Regions from separate parts of the Mus musculus genome. Here region 2 is linked to region 1. Evidence: chromatin loops called from intact Hi-C (ENCODE). Cell type or tissue: heart. All regions are shown on one strand. Region 1 overlaps Gmds (GDP-mannose 4, 6-dehydratase). Region 2 overlaps Gmds (GDP-mannose 4, 6-dehydratase).

What was found. Peaks named below come from ENCODE experiments on the same cell type or tissue, not always from the same donor. Only the 100,000 strongest peaks of a DNase experiment are listed, where the experiment ranks them.
Region 2: it touches region 1 in a loop (2.5-fold over the local background); 4 of 42 quality-filtered maps call a loop at or near these places.

Annotation. Positions count from the first base shown.
Region 1 is chr13:32,017,498-32,021,497 of GRCm38, reverse strand. All of the region lies in intron 7 of Gmds (GDP-mannose 4, 6-dehydratase), which reads left to right. The region is part of intron 1 of Gm35672 (a long non-coding RNA gene); the gene reads right to left. Among named protein-coding and RNA genes, the nearest start is that of Gm35672, 11 kb to the right of the region's middle. In heart, no CTCF peak of the experiment used is centred here; a DNase peak (open chromatin) is centred at 2,377.
Region 2 is chr13:32,166,924-32,170,923 of GRCm38, reverse strand. All of the region lies in intron 4 of Gmds (GDP-mannose 4, 6-dehydratase), which reads left to right. Among named protein-coding and RNA genes, the nearest start is that of Gm52055, 65 kb to the left of the region's middle. In heart, no CTCF peak of the experiment used is centred here; a DNase peak (open chromatin) is centred at 1,613.

The DNA of each region.
Region 1 (4,000 bases):
GTGGTGGTTATTATCTTATCATCTCTACTTAGAACCAAGAGGACTACTAAAAGCTACTTGTTAGAAGGTATAAAAGTTCAAAACAGGGTGAAGCAATGTTTGTGATAGAGATAGATGGCAAACTGAAAGTCCCAAAAAGTGCATAGTTCTACAGCTGCAGAACAGAATCATAGGAAGATTTAAAAATTCAAGGCCTTTCCCTCAGTATTTTTGTCCCCGCCCCCCTTTTTTTAGCCAAGAGGAGAGCCCATCCCCATCGATAGAAAGCTAATGTCTAAATTCAACAATTTAAATGATGACATATTTATGAGGTGGTTTCTTACATCTGTCAAAACGTAAAAGGGTATTCATGAAACAAACTCCTTTCAGAGATGAGAAACTGAAGTGGCATGATTGGGATAGTATGCAGATTGTGATGCAAACGGGGAGTAAAATGGGAATTAAACTGTGGCTGCTTGATTGCAGAAGGAAGAGATGCTAATTAGGGGAGATTGCAACGACATGCCTTGTTAGTTTTTGAAGTTTTAACCATATGAATGCAACATCTGGCTTTTAAAAAGTAGTTCTTAGGAGTTATTGTGTGTGATATAATTTAATTAATTGCTCTTCAATTAGTGTGCTTTAAGAATAGTGTTCTATGTTCATATCAAAAGTATACTGTTGCTTCAACCTAAACTAAATCTTACAAAAGCACAGCAAATGAAGGGTTTTGTTGTGTTTTGTTCCATAATGAGAGAGGGAGCTGCTGCCTCTCGCATAGATGTCATTCACTAAAAAGAGATGGATCCCAACTGGAGCCACTGTACAGAAGATGTATCATGGTGCCTATGACACTCAGTAACCCCACGGCACCCTGAGACCTAAGAGCAATTGCTCTGAAGCACAGCATTGTAGGTCTGGTTCTGCTCTGCCAGATGGAAATTAGTACCTTAAAATAGCACAGCCTGTCTACTTGGAGCATTTTAAATAGAGTCTCTTTTACATTTAATTGCATTATACCTTCAGTAGTCCCTTAATGAAACCTTGTACAATATCTTGAAATTTTGTGCTAATTGATTAAATTCCTACAAAGTAGTTCAATTTCAAACTATGTCAAACATTTTGACCTTTAAATCTATAACTTTCCTAATTTCCATTTTAGCTACACACACACACACACACATACACACACACACATACACACACATTGAGGACAAACTATTCTGCTGAATAGCCTGGAACTTACTATGTATACCAGGTTAGCCTTGAATTTAGAGATTGTGCTGCCTATGTCTCAGTGTTGGAGTCAAAGGTATGTACCATAGGCCCAGCTTCAGCCACTGTATTTTAAAATACTAATCCTTCATAAGTTTTCTAAATTAAGTTAAATAAAATCTATTTATATATTGTAAATTTTAGCCAAGATCTAAGCTTCACCTTGTGGATTCAGTTGTTGGTATGCAGACATCTTCCTTTAGGGATGAATAGGAGGAATACTGGGGTTGTTCTCAGGATTCGGGAGAATGTATGCATTGTGACTCTCAGGGCAACACATTTCCTGTTCAGAGACTGACTAGAAATAGAGAAAAGCTCACTCATGGCCTCAAATTTTACTTTGTTTACTTAAGGAGCAATTAATTCCTTCATCCACAGATTGTCTTACGCTAGAATTGTGAATTTTTTCACTTCACTACCCTTTCATCTGATGAAAATTATTCTTTAAACAATCATGGTTATAGCGTTAAACTTTGCTGGAAGAACTAGGCTATCCAAAATATGTGAGGTGTATAAAGTTTTGTTTCTGCACAAAGATTTTTTTTTCATGAGTCTAGACATTTCTTTCTTGAGTAATTTACCATTTAATTACATTGTGTTATGTTCTCTCAGGAAGGGGAGAGGAAGAGAAAGAAAGAAAAAAACAAAACAAAACAAAGAAGAAAGTTTTTTTTAAGGTGCAGGACATTCAGGATTTAGATTTCACCTTATAAACTTTTATTACAGTGTCCTCCTCCCTTCTCTGTGCCATGAAATAGTGAATCACTCCTGCTGGTCTCCAAGGACAGATGCTGTTCTCATGTTTTATCCTGACACCTCAGAGATGAGCTTTCCATATGAAGGAAGGGAGGACATTTTATGCATGCAGTGTTATTCTGGGGCCTCCCCTTTTCTAGGAGTCTCCTTTGCATGGAGTTTTGGTAGTGAAGTCCAGTGGGTGGTGACATTTGATCAATTCCTTGCTGATTAATGTGCCTGAGGGTGTATGCCAGCCACCCTTTGCCCCCTTCCAGTGTGTTGGCTATTTAAAAAAAAAAAAAAAAAAAAGTGGCTTTCATAGGCTCTGCTGTCCAACAGGCTGGGCACAGGGCCAGCGGCGCCAGCAATTTTCCGTCCTTTGTATGAGTGATCAGAGGCCAACCCCAAAGCAACTGACAGTGGTTGCACTCAGCACTGCTAATGATCTTCAGTAGCAGAAGACTTCCTTCCTCCTGAAGCCTGAATGTTCTGCTAGGGAAATGTGTGATTTGGACAGCTGCCACAGAGACAGTCTGATCAAGTTCATTGTATGCTTCACACCTCCTGGTCTGCAGCAGGCCAAGCTCTGCCCAAAGGGAGAGAGGGAAAAGTTCGCTTTTAAGTAAAAGGTTCTCTGTAAATGTGTTTTCTGAAATGTAGTATGCTCCCATGCTTACCACACACCCCAAATGTTTACATCCAAGCCAACCATCAGACACCAAATGATTTTTAAGCCCTGCTAGTCTTTGGCTCTCTCTATCTTCACCTTTTCCTTTTTGCTTTTTCATCCTGAGTATGCAGTTAGCAGCCTAGTGTTGCTGTGTGGTAATGCCTATTCAGAAGCCATTCCACAAGTGGCTGCTACATGTCTGCTTCTCCCTAAGACAGAAAAAGACAAGATGAAACTCAGTGGGACCTCTGACTCTCATGTAGTTCTAGCTCAGTTGTGTAAGTACTAGTCACCATTCATTTATCAAAATTACCAGCTTCCCTGTTTCTGTTAATTTGTTGTAGGACATATGAGCTATGACCAAGAAGAAACCATGTCCTAGGATCATTTTTAAAATTCATGAAGAGATAGAAATGAAGCAGGTAAAAGTTGCTATAACTACCCCAAAGCCTTTTGCACTGACCACATAGATCCTAGTGTATACGAGAACTAGTCTGCCACAGACAGGACACGTGGCTTTGGAGTGTGCTGCCAGGCCCTGGTCATTTTTACACCAAGGAGTCCTCAGCAAGCTAGAATAAAGGACTGTTTACTACCTTGAGTGGCATGACATTCTATAAAGGTGGTTTTTAGTTTATTAAGTGGTGTTTGCCCTAAATGCTGCCTCTGAGACTTTTCCATCTCCCATAATCCTTCAGCTGAGTACTTCATAATCATACCAAGCACACTGACATTAAAACTAGCCTCTGTTTGGGATTCTACAGCTCTTAATGGCAACTGTACAAGGAGGAATTATTATTTGAGTCCTCATTTTTCCAGAGAGACTTAAGAAATGACCTATTGTATGCATCACAGTAATTGTCTAAGGCCAAGACTTTCATGATAGTATCACCCAATCAAGTGAAAAGAGCACTCAGCCAATGATTTGTCCTTTGGCTCCAGAGGTATAACATGAAGAAATGTGTTCATGCTGGAGAATCAAGCTCATTGTCAGGAGGCCAGTGTGGCCAGTGATATGATTTAGAGGGAAGAAAGCCATTAACTTCTTCTAATCCTATAATGATGATATGGCCTTGGTAGCCTATCAGGATACAGTTTACAAATGGCCTCAGAATAACTGCTAGGTTACTTTGGAAATACTAAACCTGCTCCACAATGGCAAAATAAAGCCAATGGGATTATGTTTGTGTTTGTGGAGTTGCTTTCGAGGAACAACTTAAAACAAACGATAGTACCCTGTCATTTTCTAGATCTGAATGAAGAGGAGGTACTTTTTCTGAAGTATTTGTGAAAATTCCCTTATATTAGTGCAAGCTACATCTATTATCAGTTGCCACA
Region 2 (4,000 bases), 150 kb before region 1:
TTGACACAGTAATAATTGATTTTGTTTATAATAAAGCAATCGGAGAAACTCTGTTATTGTATTCAAGTTGCATCCTAACTGTAATACTCATGTTTTTGCCCTTTCCCATTTTAGTGAAAAGTGGGATGTATGCCACCACATCTCTCAGCAATGTGCTTTAACCTAAAGTATACTCACATTTTAGTGAACCACTTTATAGCAATTTTCCTATGTTTATCTAGTACACATGGTCTTGTTTGCAGCTAGTACATATTTTGGCACATGTACTATTTAAAATATATCCTTCACCATCAAAAATAACAATTGCAAAGGAATTGTTGTAGTGAATCTTATAAATTCTTTTTGGTAGACATGTCATTGATCCCCAGAGAGGAGTTAGGCCCCAAGACTTACAGTGGTCAAGTCAGCTATACAAATTGTTTGCTAGAAATTCTTGGGAAACTTAAAATAAGAAAGCCATTTTATGTTCATTTTTATATATGGATCCAGGTCCATGAAAAGTAGAAAATGGACCATTTGAAGCTGTGTATCCCCTCTCTCCCTACACATTCTCAGATGCAAAAATAAGAAACTCTTCAGGTACTTCAGAGCACCATATTAATGTTTGCCTCAGTTGTCTTTTTAGAAAAGCTTTCTAACTTTAGAAACCCAAGAGAGTGTATATACAGGTATTTTGTAAACCAGCCCAAGTTGGTCAGAGAGTTCCCTAAAAGACAATTAAAATTATTTCATAGTAAGAGCCGTACTTGATATAAATCTTTCAGAATGAGTAGTCTTTCAGAATCATAATGTTTGCCATGGCCACTGACAAGTATGATAGATAAGCTCATGAATCATGCTCCTTTTTTCACACAGGCAATTTTTAGGAAATGCCGGTACTTTGCCCACGTTCTAGTGGGTTTTTCCAGGACCACAGTGTACCTGTTCCAGTGTCTCTTTAGTTGTATGGTAATTCACTATGGACTGAGTGGAAATGCAGTGACTCAGAGTCAAGATGGCTTGACAGATTGGACAGTCATCACCAAGCAATTAAATAGTGATTAGAATTTATTGTAGGTGAAAAACATCTGAGGAGTTTATGTGTTTGTATACAAGAGGAAGTGATAGAGATACACACAGGTGGAGGAAGAACAAAAGATGGTTGCCAAAATTAAACAAAATGAGTATTTTTTCAAATATCAGATTTATTCTGTCTTAAACTTTAATAAAATGCTTTACAGTTCATAGGCTAGTTTCTTAAATTAGAGTAAAAGTATTAGGGAATCTCTGCTTTCTTGTTTCCCTGGTTAAAAAAAAAAAAAAAGCACAGCAAAGCCATTTATCTTGCATAATTATCCTCATAAACTTTAAAGTATGCTTCTCTCCAAAACATTATTGGCGTTGATCTGGTATACAGTCATCACACAAGTAATTACAGCTCTTAGCTGGAACACAGTCCTCAGTATTTACTAGCCCCTGTTATGAAGCCATAAATCATTTAATAAAACAGTGAGTGGACACATTGCTTGTCCTTTGTTTACTTTAGGCGTGCTCTGTGGGTCTTCCGCATGAAAGCTCAAGCCGTCTGGGGCTGGGCTTGTGGACTGTGCTTATCATTGACAGAAAGCAGTGTGTGTGCATCCTGCAGACCCATTTCCTTATTTAAAGTGGGCATCCTTCCTCCACTGAGATATGCTTCCTTTTTCATTACAGTGCTGGAGACGAAGCCTTTGTAAGCTCTTAAAGGCACATCCCTTCCAAATGACCTTTTGTCCTGAGTGGCTAAGATGTATTGTTTAGTCCACTCAGAATTGCATGGGGTATCCTAGGAATTTTTGTTTTGGTTAATTAAATTTGGAAATGTGTCATTTTTTTCCCATTATAAAGCATAAATGAAAGTACAGTGAAATTGATTTTGGTGTTCTGGTAGTTGAGATAATCATAGGGGTAAATGATTTGGGATATAAAACTATGTTTACCTTTTCTCCACTCAGAAACCTGAAACATGTTTAACTTCAATTAAGTGATCTTTTCCTCTTGAAGGGTGTCCTGTATCCACATCAGGATGCTAAGCAAGCTATTCTTCAGTAATTGTTCTAAACAGACAGACTATTGGCCTGGATGCAAGCAGGCCAATAAAAAAGTTTCTAAAATTAAAAATCAAGACCAAAATGTATTGAACTACTTAAGATGGTTTCTTATAAGTTAGACTTTTTTGATTAGACCATTTATAATAACTGCCTTTAAGCATGCTCTTTTCTAGAAATTTGTATTTCTGTAGTGATTTGAAGCTTTTTATAACCTGTGAACAGAGAATCACAGATATTAGGCTTTTGGTGGGATACACATGTAGAAAAGGATCCTAGTGATAGTTTTATGTGCCCTTTGTGAGAGAAAGCCATGTGATTGCTGCAACAGAATTTTAATTTTCTACACGTCTCTATTTCTCAATTTCTGAACTTTGTACTTTTCATTTTAAGTCTGTCTTTAATGAGAAAACTTTATTTGTAAATATATGAAGCATAGTCAGTAGCCTCATACACTATTTTCCAGTGCCTGCCATGCACTCTCCTTTCTTTCCTGTCCCCTTACTTTTGTTTCTAGAGAATCCTCACTTTTTAATTTCTGTGTTCAGAGACCAGTATATTTTGTTATTGTCCATCCTTAGTCAAATATAAATTGCCTACTGTGATGTTAAGAATTCCTCTTTCTCAGTTTTCCCAGGATTTATATATTCTTATAAGTGCTTTTTATTCCATTTCGTTGTATCTTAAACAGTGAAAATAGTTTTTTCCAGTCCCTTTCAAGGCTACCAAGGAAATAGTAAATGAAAAGGAAAAGTAATTAGACCCTGGACTTCAGAGCTTTTTGGCTGGTGAAGGCTTTCTCCATATTTGGCTTGCTCCTCCTCTCCGCCTGTGTCCTTCCATTAAGAGTCCGCAGCCAAGCTGCCCAGGCGATTGCTGGTGATTCGATTTGTTCTTGCTGTGCACCTTGCTGCTCTCCACTGATGGGAAGACCTCACCCTTCAAAGTACTGATGTAGCACACCTTCCTCAGGAATCCATTTTAAACCGGCTTCTAGTTTCAATGTTATAATCTGTTCTACCTCTTAATTTACCATTGTAGTTTTACTTATGTTTTTAATATGTACTCTAGAAAACTAGGGAATTTTTAGATATGTTTTCTTTGATTTTAGTATTATTCTTATGTGATCTGTATCTATACTTGGAAAATTTGCTTTCCTTATTTCCAATATATCTTAAAGTTTATTTCTATATTTCAGAAAAGAACTTTGTAGAGCCCTTTGTCTCCTCCTCTGACATGGCTTCCTGGGATTGAGCTCAGGTCCTCAAGCCTGAGATGAGCTATATTGGCAGTTGTCACGGTCCTGTTTCCTAATGACATCTCAGAATTCATGTAAAGCTCTTCACATAGGCAGTATTCAATAAAGCAACTAAAACATGCCATTTGTGTTGTACAGCAACTAATTTAGATGTGGCTAATAGGCACTACACCATTTATGTCTGTGAAGCTCATTCAGCCATGGTTTCAAACTAGTCACTGGGGAAAATTCCTAGAAAATATTGAATGTGAAATTATGAGTAGTGAAGAAAACGTTAATGCTAAAATTACACGTTTTGCTGATGAGGCATACAAATTGTACAAAGGTAAAAATGATACTCGCAATAAGTTTGCATCTGTTGTCAGTGAGAGAAAATAAAACTGACCTCTCAGATGCTGATGGCTTTGAAATAGTGTCTCTAAGAAAAAAAGATCTGTGGATTAAACTTTGTCTTGCTTATAAATTGCAAAGGCCTTTTTACTTGACTTTTATGTTTGAAGAAGATCACTCTTTCTTATCCTCACCTTCTACTTCAATAACTCATGGTACACACTGAAGGTAGTAGTATAGGGCTGAGGAGCAGAACAGATGGGGCCAGGAAGTGAGGTTGAATGTCTGGGAACTAGGGCCCTGTGGAGGTTTTTGGGTGTGAAGTGAGAAACCATAGGACACTTTC